3 separate regions of the Homo sapiens genome follow, and regions 1 and 2 are each linked to region 3. A link is a contact called in ENCODE Hi-C or POLR2A ChIA-PET data. All regions are on one chromosome and are shown on one strand. The core of a region is the stretch at or near the end of the contact, and the rest is flanking DNA. Distances in the headings are between cores, read along the strand shown. Region 1 overlaps PCMT1 (protein-L-isoaspartate (D-aspartate) O-methyltransferase). Region 2 holds the start of ULBP2 (UL16 binding protein 2). Region 3 holds the start of LRP11 (LDL receptor related protein 11).

Region 1 (3,874 bases), core at 1,100-3,599, 100 kb before region 3:
TACTTAGCATCTATCATGCCTAATCATTCTGAATGGGAAGAAAAAGGTGAAAGTTTTGTTAATTTCTTATTGTTTTTCCAGACATGTTGATAGCAGAGAAGAAATGTGGGGTAGATGGTTAACAGCTATCCAAGTCTTATAAACTAATATAATAAGGTAATATTTCTTTTATTTAGATGTAACCTTGTAACAAGCTTAGAAAGTTTCTATATGACTTGAAATCTATCTGCAGCTTATTTTCTTTCTTTCTTTCTTTCTTTTTTTTGAGATGGAGTTTTGTTCTTGTTGCCCGGGCTGGAGTGCAATGGCGGGATCTCAGCTCACTGCAACCTCCGCCTCCCTTGTTCAAGTGATTCTCCTGCTTCAGCCTCCCAAGTAGCAGAGATTACGGGCACCTGCCACCACATCTGGCTAATTTTTGTATTTTTAGTAGAGACGGGGTTTCACCATATTGGCCAGGCTGGTCTCAAACTCCTGACCTCAGGTGATCCACCCACCTCGGCCTCCCAAAGTGCTGGGATTACAGGCGTGAGCCACTGCGCCCGGCCTATTTTCTTACCTGTATTTTCAGTGCTTATACCAACACAGGCCCTCTTTATTTTTTTATTTCTGCCAGAGTTTTCAGCATTTTAGATCATATATCTTAGAATAATCACTGATTCTTTCAGACTGTCATCAGATTAACTCAGCAGTTCTTACAAATGCCTTTCATAGCCATCCCTTTCACCATATTTTCATTGATACCATCCCAGCCCAGGTTCGTAGTTGAAACTTACGAGTAACATACCTGGTGTCTGATTGGTTGTCATACTTTTCATTTTCCCTCCTTTCAGATCCAATCCATTCTACACATTATACTGATTTTTTCCTAGTGTACTGATTTCTGTTATGTCACTTTGCTGCTTAGGCTTCTTAATGCTTACTGTATCAGGTGTAAACACCTTTTGCTTACCTTTCCAGGCCTTTTTAGAGTCTTATATAGCTTACTCCCATGCTCCAACTCCAATCCTGTTCTGCAGGCTGGTCTTATTTGCCTCTTCATATGCCTTGTGCATGAGGGTACATTGTTCAGTTGCTATAAAAAAAGACCAAACCACAATACCTTAAACAAAATAAGTTTCTCTCTCCCATAGCAGTCCAAACAGTTCAAGACTAATATGGTGGTTCCATGGTGCTGAAGACCTAGACTCCTCTCTTGTTGCTCTGCTCTTTCCCTCATCTACAAGGTTAAAGATAGTTTACCTTCACCATTTCCCTCTTCCAGCCAATGGGGAGGTAAGCAGGAGAAAAAGGAAAACACCCATTCCTTTTAAGAGCATGATCTGGGCCAGGTGTAGTGGCTCATGCCTGTAATCCCAGCACTTTGGGAGGTCGAGGTGGGCGGATCACGAGGTCAGGAGATCGAGACCATCTTGGCTAACACTGTGAAACCCTGTCTCTACTAAAAATACAAAAAATAGCTGGGCATGGTGGTGCATGCCTATAGTCCCAGCTACTTGGGAGGCTGAGGCAGGACAATCGCTTGAACCAGGGAGTCGGAGGTTGCAGTGAGCCAAGATCGTACCACTGCACTCCAGCCTGGCACAGAGCAAGACTCCGTCTCAAAAAACAAACAAAACAAAAAGAGCATGTTCTGGAAGTTGTATCCATAATTTCTACGTATGTTCCATTGACAAGAACTTAATTGTAAGAGTTCACATAATCACAGGGAGACTAATTGGGAATGCACCCAAATAATTCTATCACTATATACTGGATTATAGAGGATGCAGGTAAAAAAGTGTGTGTGTGTGTGTGTGTGTGTGTGTATACACACATATATAAAACTGATATAACTATATGAAGGAAGGGGATAGGTTTGTGTTGTGTAAATACTCATCCATCTTGGCAGGAGGTCAGCAGATGATGTCTAAAGTAGATAAAACATGAAATACACACACACACACACATAAAATTTTATCACTATGAAAGTAAAGCAGTCCTTGCTGTATCTTGCTAATTGTAAGGGTGATGTGTGTGTGTGTGTGTGTGTGTACATATATATATACACATACATACTATCTATGATAGGAGAATTGAGAATATTAATTTTTAATCAAGTAATATATGTACATATTTAAAAGATACAGAATAAGATGAGCTTATAATGAAAAACAACATTCTTCGCCATTCCCAGACTCATTGCTTAGAGTGAACCACTTTTAACTGTTTTTGGTTCTTGTGATTATCTTCATATCTCTAAATCATATGCTTAAACTGATGTTTCATGTTTTATCTACTTTAGACATCATCTGCTGACCTCCTGCCAAGATGGATGAGTATTTACACAATACAAACCTATCCCCTTCCTTCATATAGTTATATCATAGTTTTTGGTTCCTCTTTTGTGGTTACCTTTGTAACTTTAAGTAATAGACTTTAACCTCTGTTTCTTGTTCCATAATTTATAAACTGACACTACCTCTTAACCCATCTACTTGGTAAGAAAGGGTATTAGGGAGTTCCCGCTCTCATTTCCTAATTGATTGACAGTTCTTTTACATTGTCAAAGTTGATAACATTTACATTTTGTTTTGAGCAGTAAATAAATCTTCTGCACCTTATTGTTGATTTCAAAAGTTGAAAATCAGTAGCCATCATTAATATTTATGACTGTATCCATACTTTGCTGAACGATGTAGTGTATTGAGTTTATTCCTTGCCCTTTGTTTCCTATATTACAGACCTTTCTGCTATTGAAGACTGTCAAATGTTTTTCCTTTGTTTTTTAATGCTTCATCAGTTGCTTTAAATCTTGCTACATTTTAGTTTTCCTTATATGTAAATCATAACTCTTGTATAGTGTTTTTGTTTTTTTTCCTGGAATTTGATTTATCCTCTGTGCCCGTTTTCACCCACGCTTCAAGTTGGGAAAAGAAACATATTTTTCTTACCATGACCCTAATTTTTTCAAGGTTTTTATTATTTGGCTGATAGCTTGGATTCTATTGTAGTCTCCTTTTTGAATCCTGTTTTCATTTGGATCAGTTGCATATTTGGACCAACATTAGCCATTATTATAATCATTTAATGAGGGTCTTTAGACCCTAGGGCGGCAAGCAGATCGGGTATGGGTGGCTCTCAAGCTGTTCTCTATTTCAGAAAAGCCTAATGGTAATTGCACATTTACCCCTAATTAGCCTGTACATGCAAAGTAAAACATCAAATTACTTTTCTGTTTGTTAGAAATATTTTAGAGTGCTGGTAATCTATGATATATATATATATCTATGATATATATATCTATGATATATATATCTATGATATATATATATCTATGATATATATATCTATGATATATATATCTATGATATATATATCTATGATATATATATATCTATGATATATATATATCTATGATATATATATGATATATATATCTATGATATATATATATCTATGATATATATATATCTATGATATATATATCTATGATATATATATCTATGATATATATATATCTATGATATATATACCTATGATATATATATACCTATGATATATATACCTATGATATATATATCTATGATAATCTATGATATATATGATATATATATCTATGATATATATCTATGATATATATATCTATGATATATATGTTATATATATCTATGATATATATCTATGATATATATATCTATGATATATATGATATATATATCTATGATATGTATATCTATGATATATATGATATATATATCTATGATATATATGATATATATATCTATGATATATATGATATATCTATGATATCTATGATATGTATATCTATGATATATATATCTATGATATGTATATCTATGATATATATGATATATATATCTATGATATGTAT
Region 2 (3,490 bases), core at 105-2,604, 78 kb after region 3:
AAATTGTGTGAGCAGTTGTCACACAGGGAGATCTGGATGCACTCACTGTGGACCCAGGTCTCAGCGAGCAGGAGGGTGTTCTGTATTGTGGGAACATGAGGGACACGCATGGGACCGGGCATTTGTGCCTAGCTTTGAAGGGTGGCTGGCCCTTTGCCCAGGGCGAAGAGGCCAGCAGAATGCACTAACAGTGGGGAACCACCAGGAACTTTCACTTGAACCTGCTCTGCTGAGCCCCCTGTGCCATCCGTGGACCTGGGCGAGGGAGGCTGCTGAACTGGGAGCTCAGGGCCCATCTCTCTGAGGAGCTTTCTAAATCAGCAAGTGTGTCACAGGTTGAGATTTTAGGAACGGGGTCCTCCATGTTGTCCTCGATTTTAATAAGTAGACTCTTTTGGCCAATCTGCATTGGGCAGAGCAGGAACAAGACATAATTTTTTAATATATATTTTTAAAGCTGTTTAATTTTGGTAAAAACATAGAAGATAAAATTTACCATCTTGACCAGTTGTTTAGTGCACAATATGTTGTTTTAAACCTCTGGAACCCTGCCTGCTGCTCCTGTAATAAAACCTAGCCCGGGCCAGGCGCGGTGGCTAACGCCTGTAATCCCAGCACTTTGGGAGGCCGAGACGGGTGGATCACCTAAGGTCATGAGTTTGAGACCAGCCTGGCCAACAAGATGAAACCCCATCTCTACCAAAAATACAAACAATTCGCCGGGCGTGGTGGAGGGCGTCTGTAATCCCAGCTACTCCGGAAGCTGAGGCCAGAGAATCCCTTGAACCCGGGAAGCGGCGATTGCGGTGAGCCGAGATCACGCCACTGCACTCCAGCCTGGGCAACAAGAGCGAAACTCCGTCTCTAAATAAATAAATAAATAAATAAATAAATAATAAAACCTAGCCCGGACTGTAATCACGTCCACTGGGAACTGGCGCAGTAGTGGAGGGGACGCGATCAGGCCCGTGGCTGCGCCCAGAGCATGATAAGCCAGGGACCTCGCGGCGCAGGCGGAGGGAGGGAGAGCGTCGCGGACCCAGGCGGGGACAGGGAGACGCCGCCGCCGCTGAATATTCCTCTGCAAGTTTCTTCACCTTCAATAAAAAAATGTTGTGATGATTAAATGAGTCTGTCGTGGAAGGAACCGTGTCTTGGCAGGAGCCGGGCGGACACCCAGACACCAACCCGAAGGGGGTTGGGACAAAGGGGAGGGACGCCCGGGAAGGGGAGGGACACCGTCAGGGCAGCCAATCATATTTCTAGCCGCGTGACGCTATGACCCGCTTGACGCTATGACAGCGGGAAACGGGGGGCGCGCCCGTACATAGGGAGGCTTTAAAACCTTGAGGTGATTCATCTTCCAGGCTCTCCTTCCATCAAGTCTCTCATCCCTAGCGCTCTGGGTCCTTAATGGCAGCAGCCGCCGCTACCAAGATCCTTCTGTGCCTCCCGCTTCTGCTCCTGCTGTCCGGCTGGTCCCGGGCTGGGCGAGCCGGTGAGTTCGTGGATGGAGCCTAAGCCGGGCGGGGACCAAGCCTGGAGGGCTGTGAACTGCCGCGGGTTTCAGAGGAGGGGAGGCTTCTAGAAGGACGGGGGAGATCTCCCCTAACTGCGCCCCCGTTCAGTTCCGGTCGGCGGCTCCTTCCTGCTGGGTGCAGTCCCCGAGGCTGCTTCTTGCCCGGGAAGAGGCGAAAAGGAGCGGGGTGGAAAGGAGGCTGGCAGGAGGGTGGAGGGGCCGGAGGGCTGCAGAGAGCGAGGTGGGGCGGGGATCCCTGGTGCAGCCTGGCAGTCCCACCCGCCCTCGGGAAGGAAAAACCAGAGCCCCCGGAACCGGAGCTGGGGACAGGACAGGGGTGAAGCGGGATTCCACAGGGACGCGATCACAGACACCCCCACCAGCCACAGGCCTGCTCTGCTCTCACCCGCTCTCCACCACACAAACCCTCCAGCGCCCCCAGGGCTGCGTGCCCTTGAATTTTTCCCTGCACTTTCCTGTAGACACTCACCTGCACCCAGGGGCTCAGCAGACAACCGCCACCCCTCCCCTCACCATCCACTGCCACCACCCAGGTCACGTCCTCTTACTGCCCACCTCAGCCCAGCTGGTCACCCCAGAGGTCTCCCCATCCATGAAGGGGACCTCACCACCTCCTACACCACGTCGCACCTTCTGCCTCTTGCCTGAGGACACACCCCAGCAAACACACCCCAAGCTCCCCTCAGAACCTGTGCAGGGGGGATGGGAAGCACCATTTCCTCCAGGATGACCCTGGGAACTCTGGTGAGTAGAGGCACCCACTTCTGCCCTTGGGGCCCAGACCGCCTGTTCTTCCTACGGGGGTGTCAGCGTCATAGAGAATAGTCACTGTGTAGACAGGGGTCAGCAAACTCTTTCTAGAAAGGGAGGAAGGATGCCCTGTGATCTTTGCAGGCCGTGGGTTCTCCGTCTCAGTGTCCAGTCCTGTCCCTTTGTAGAGCAACAGCAGGCAATGGCAACCTTCAAATAGGGGGGACCAGATTTGGACCCTGTCCTAGGTTGCTGATCCCAGATCAGGGGATTACAATGTCCCAGTGAATAGTGCCCCATCCCCTATGGTGTCATCTCCAAGTGATGTCTCTGATGTCAGTTGGAGAGTAGAAGGTGGTCCTACCTTGTCTGTGGCTTCTGGGTGGTGTGGATGTGATGGGAGTGGGGGTCCCATAGTTGGGGGCTTATTCTCCCCTCCTTTGTGCTGAGTGGCATCCACGGGGACCATCAGGTACCCTCCCTGAAGCCTCAGGTGTGAGCTGAGGGTGAGGGGGTGCAGCCACGTGGTGTCCTGGGGATCGGGTCCAACTGCTTGTGCAGCTTCTTGGTTCCCGGTGGCCCTGCTCCTGCCCATCCCAGAAGAACCACCTGCGTCTTCTCACTGCTGGGCCTAACTTCCTAATGACCTAGAGGGTGAGGAGCCCACCAGTAATGGGCAGCTCTGAGGCCTTCAGCAATAGGCATCCCTAAGCTTCATTCCATTCTGGTGCCTTGTCATGGGCCTTCTTTATATGCATGGCAAAAGGCCCCATCTCTGCCAAGGTGCAGTACTCTACAGGAGCCACTGCTTAATGTTGCGATTTCCTTGCTGTGAGTGGCATTGCCTTGTCTCTGAATATTCACATGGAATCTCTGTTGTGATTCTCCAATTAGACATTGTGACCACATGTACCTCTAGGGTCTTAGGGGGTCTTGGGTCATTGGGCACTTAAGGTAGGTCCAGCCTCGCTCATCATGCATGGATTGTCTATGGCTGCTTTTGAACTTCAACAGCAGAGTTGAGTAGTTACAATGGAGAATATATTCCCTGCACACCTTTACATGTTTACAAAATTGCCCTTCACAGCAAACTCTACTGGCCATAAATATCTTTGGAGAAGGCCACAAGGACTCACTGTCCTGGCTGCAGGGTTAAAGGGTCCTTCCTCACTAGAAACTGGTGTCTTCTTCTAGTCATGG
Region 3 (3,669 bases), core at 1,124-3,623:
TGCTGGGATATTTTGGTCTGTGTTTGGGCAGAGAGGATGTGTGTGCAACAGCCGTGGTGGGCCTCAGAGATGCTGATGGGGGGTCCAAGTGAAAGTGCTGCCTGCCTCCACTTCAGAAGGAAAGCTATGGAGTCCTTCCCAGTGTTTGCCTCAAGGCCAAGCAGTCGCAGGGTGACCCTTTGATATCTGCTCCCCTGACAAGGATTCTGAGCCTCATCTAAGGTAGAGGTGGGGAGGGAGGCAGGATGTGATGGACACAGATTTCCAGACTCTTTCAATGGATCCACAGGTTTTGGAGAATCCACACTTCCAAAGGGGCTGAGCTCCGCCCCCATCTTGCTGATATCATTCGTGCTATTATAAATCAAACAGCAACAGGGCATGATTAAACACACGGAGCCTGACCACACGTGGGCACAATCAAGGTCTCTTATTCCCTCCGTGACATTCATGTCCAACCACTACCATTTTTGTGCCTCCTGTATGTGTCCTGATTCTCTCATTCAGAGCATCTACAAAAAGTCAAACCGTCGAATCAGCATCATTTTTAGTCCTTAAGAAACACGCTTTAAAGTTTCCTATTTTCTTTTCCTTTTTTTTTTTTTTTTTTTAAGATGGAGTTTCGCTCTTGTTGCCCAGGCTGGAGTGCAATGGCGCGATCTCGGCTCACTGCAACCTCCGCCTCCTAGGTTCAAGCGATTCTCCTGCCTCAGCCTCCCGAATAGCTGGGATTACAGGCGCATGCCACCAGCTCTGGCTAATTTTTGTATTTTTAGTAGAGATGGGGTTTCATCACATTGGTCAGGCAGGTCTCAAACTCCTGACCTCAGGTGATCCGCCCTCCTCGGCCTCCCAAAGTGCTGGGATTACAGGCATAAGCCACCACGCCCGGCCTTAAAGTTTCTTATTTTCAACGAAAATCAAGTCCCCTCTTTTCACTTTTTATAAAAGGGACCAGAAGTTTTCCTCCCATTTTTGTATGATGAAAGCCACCGCAGGCAAAGTCAGGAGAGCCACGTCAAGAAAAAGGAGTGGGTGTTACGAGAAGCCCGGCATCTAATTAGATTTTGCTCTTGCAATTACTTAACACAAACCATGCCTTATACAACCCATGAGACTAAAACAAACTTTTTTCTCTCAGCATTTCTCCCCTTTTAAGTCATATTTCCACGAATCCTCTCAGATCAGCCTTTCTCTTCAAGCCTAGAAAAATTCCAGTAGCACGTCACCGCGCCCGCCCGCCCGCTTCTGCCAAACTACTGGGCTTCCTCTTCCCTAAGACAGAGAAACCCATGCCAGAAACTCTTCTGGGTGCCCGCGGCTAAAATAACTTGGCACGAGTGTGTTTCGCTTCCAACTTGGCGAGGGCGCTGCGGGTCTCGAGCGCTCTGGCCAAGGCCGGCCCCTCAGTCGCGCGCTTACCCTGCCGGGGCGAGGCGCGCGCGGTGGCCAGGGCGGCGCCGTCCGGCGCGCGGCTGAGGCTGTAGCTGCTGTAGCCGCTGTGCAGCGCGAACTTGCAGACGTTGCGGCCGCGCGCCGTGCAGTTGAAGAGGTAGCAGCCGAGCACGGCTGCCGGGGGCGCGGGGCGCCGGGGCAGCTCCACCACGGCCACGGAGCAGCGCGGCTCGGAGCAGCAGGCCGCCACGCATTGCCGCCAGCCCCGCACGGCCGCCGGCGCCCGCAGGAAGCTGGCACCCGCCGCCAGGGAGTCCTTGGTGCGGATGATGGCGTCAGGCATTGCGCTGTAGCCGCCGCTGCCCGGGCCCGGGCAGTCCTCCTGGGGGCCGCCGCCCGCGCGCAGCTCCAGCTCCAGCTCCTCCTGAGGCCGCTCCTGCTGCAGTTGCCGGCGGAACTCCTCCAGCAGCTGCTCCACGCCCGACAGCTGCGCGTGCAGTTCGGACAGCGGCGCCGCGGGCGGCAAGGCCGCACGGCCGCTTGGCAGCCACAGGCAGAGCAGTAGCAGCCCGCGCAGCGCCCCGTGACGCGGCGGTAGCCGGCGCTGCGAGCCCGCGCTCTCCTGGGCGACGGAGGCCATGGCGACGAGAGCCAAGGGCAGCGAGCCGAGGCGGGGCTGAGCGCGGGAGGAAGGCGGGGACGCGGGCGAGCGCGGGCCCTGGGCCCCTCCTGCGCGGCCGCGGCTGGCTCTAGGCCCCGGCCTCACAGCGCGGCGCCCCCGAACCCGGCTGCTCCCCCGAGGTCGCGGGCGCCGGCGGGAACCGCAGTAGCGGGAGACATAGCCGGCCCAGCCGGGCACCGCTCCTTGCCCTCGCCGGAGACTGCCCAGCGCCCTGCGCCTCTCCGCCCCGGCCTGCGGCGCGCTGGGTGGCGACGAGTCGGCCTCGGCGTTGATCAGCACCAGGTGTGTGCGAACAGTGGCCGCGGCGGGGTGGAGCCTTGGTGAGCCCCGCCCCCCCGCGCGGCCCCGCCCCCGCGCGTCTCGCGCCGGCTCCTCCAGGGCTGGGAGAGCAGGCCCCGGGGAGGGCAGCCTCAGAACAACTTTGCTCCCGCGCCGCTGCCCAGCTAGGGCAGGGTTCATGTCTGGGCCCAGCAGGCTTTAGCAACCAACCACACCTGCCCAGGGCGCCTGCCCACAGGGGCTTGGCATTCGGGGGAATGGGGGCAGTGGGAAGGGAGGGCCTGTCTTCAAATCCTCGTGACCCCCGGGACTACTCCAGAGAGGGGGCACGCGCACCTAGGACCACCGTAGCGCGTCATCAGTCCTTCACCTCCAGCGTCCCTGACTTTCCGCATCATGTTCCCAAGATGTGCTTGGGTAGTACAAAGTGGGGCGGGGTTGGGGTGGCGGAGTCAGGGCCGGGAGGGGTGGGGATGGGAAGTACTGAAAGATGTTCAGTCTGTTTAAAAACACAAAAATCAAGCCTGGTGAGGTGGTACTCGCCTGTAAGTCCTGAGGCTGAGTTGGGAGGATGGCTTGGACCCAGGAGTTCGAGACTGCAATGAGCTGTGATCACACCACTGTACTCCAGCCTGGGGGACAGAACAAGACCCTGTCTTTAAAAATAAAAACAAAACCCATAAATAGCAGTCGTCACATGCACTCAGATTTCCACAAATATAACAAAAAATCTGAACACAGCCAACATGGGGACCTGGGAGTAATACAGCCTGTGACAGAGAGGCCTCTAGCGGTTATATCACGTAAAATCTCGGGAGTTGTGCTTTAAATGACATAAGGAATAAGAAAATGTCCAACCCAGTGGGGGCTTCACCTTGGCGTTCTAGACTTCTGTGAGCAGCATCTGCATCTTGTTTGTTTCTGAATCAGTTTCTGTTGATTCATTTTTCTCCTGATTGTGGATCGCATTTTCTTGCTTTTTAGCCTGTCCGGAAATTTTTGCCTGGATGCGCACATTGTAAATAGAACACTGTTAAGTGTCTGTATTTTTTAGGATTGAAAGAATAAATAATTGGTGGGAAAATATCAGTCTCTGCTATGTGTTTATTATCTCCAGAGTTGACATTTAGGAACCCATTGCTTGCAGATCCAGATCAGAGTAGGAGGTAAAATTAAAAGGTAGCAATAGAAAAGAAAGAAAAAAGCTCAATGTTACTTGCCATTCCATCAAAGGGAGAAATTATAAAGTTTTTGCAGGGGTATATTTGAGTGATTTTTGAGGCTAAAAGAAATGGCCTCTTAGCTCTAAAGGC

Evidence for each region. A loop is a pair of places that touch in the nucleus more often than their neighbours do. ChIA-PET counts read pairs that join two places held with the same protein, here RNA polymerase II (POLR2A). Pooled maps may share reads with other maps.
Region 1: a map of CD4-positive, alpha-beta T cell shows a loop between it and region 3 (1.9-fold over the local background). The contact joins the enhancer-like site here to the promoter of LRP11 in region 3. A Hi-C loop is called at or near these places in 5 of 168 maps with a recorded cell type or tissue (CD4-positive, alpha-beta T cell, CD8-positive, alpha-beta T cell, ascending aorta and 2 more) and 13 of 50 pooled maps. POLR2A ChIA-PET finds 5 or more read pairs at or near these places in 3 of 52 experiments (WTC11, activated CD4-positive, alpha-beta T cell and activated T-cell).
Region 2: a map of naive thymus-derived CD4-positive, alpha-beta T cell shows a loop between it and region 3 (2.6-fold over the local background). The contact joins the promoter of ULBP2 here to the promoter of LRP11 in region 3. A Hi-C loop is called at or near these places in 1 of 168 maps with a recorded cell type or tissue (naive thymus-derived CD4-positive, alpha-beta T cell), 1 of 37 single-sample maps with no recorded cell type and 7 of 50 pooled maps.

What each region holds. Positions count from the first base shown.
Region 1 is chr6:149,759,247-149,763,120 of GRCh38, forward strand. All of the region lies in intron 1 of PCMT1 (protein-L-isoaspartate (D-aspartate) O-methyltransferase), which reads left to right. Among named protein-coding and RNA genes, the nearest start is that of PCMT1, 11 kb to the left of the region's middle. Within about 2 kb of position 2,350, at least 3 of the 41 ENCODE cell types and tissues checked have a DNase peak (open chromatin) inside an H3K27ac peak, as active enhancers do.
Region 2 is chr6:149,940,660-149,944,149 of GRCh38, forward strand. It overlaps ULBP2 (UL16 binding protein 2), which reads left to right and starts at 1,355. Exons shown (of 5, transcript NM_025217.4): 1 at 1,355-1,498. The coding sequence starts at 1,414. RefSeq lists a silencer at 1,223-1,352.
Region 3 is chr6:149,861,986-149,865,654 of GRCh38, forward strand. It overlaps LRP11 (LDL receptor related protein 11), which reads right to left and starts at 2,374. Exons shown (of 7, transcript NM_032832.6): 1 at 1,423-2,374. The coding sequence starts at 2,035. RAET1E-LRP11 (RAET1E-LRP11 readthrough) reads right to left here. Exons shown (of 15, transcript NR_182438.1): 8 at 3,231-3,359; 9 at 2,900-3,012. It overlaps RAET1E-AS1 (RAET1E antisense RNA 1), which reads left to right and starts at 1,513. Exons shown (of 2, transcript NR_045126.1): 1 at 1,513-2,397. RefSeq lists silencers at 1,379-1,528, 1,699-1,808, 1,949-2,008, 2,079-2,528 and an enhancer at 2,185-2,685.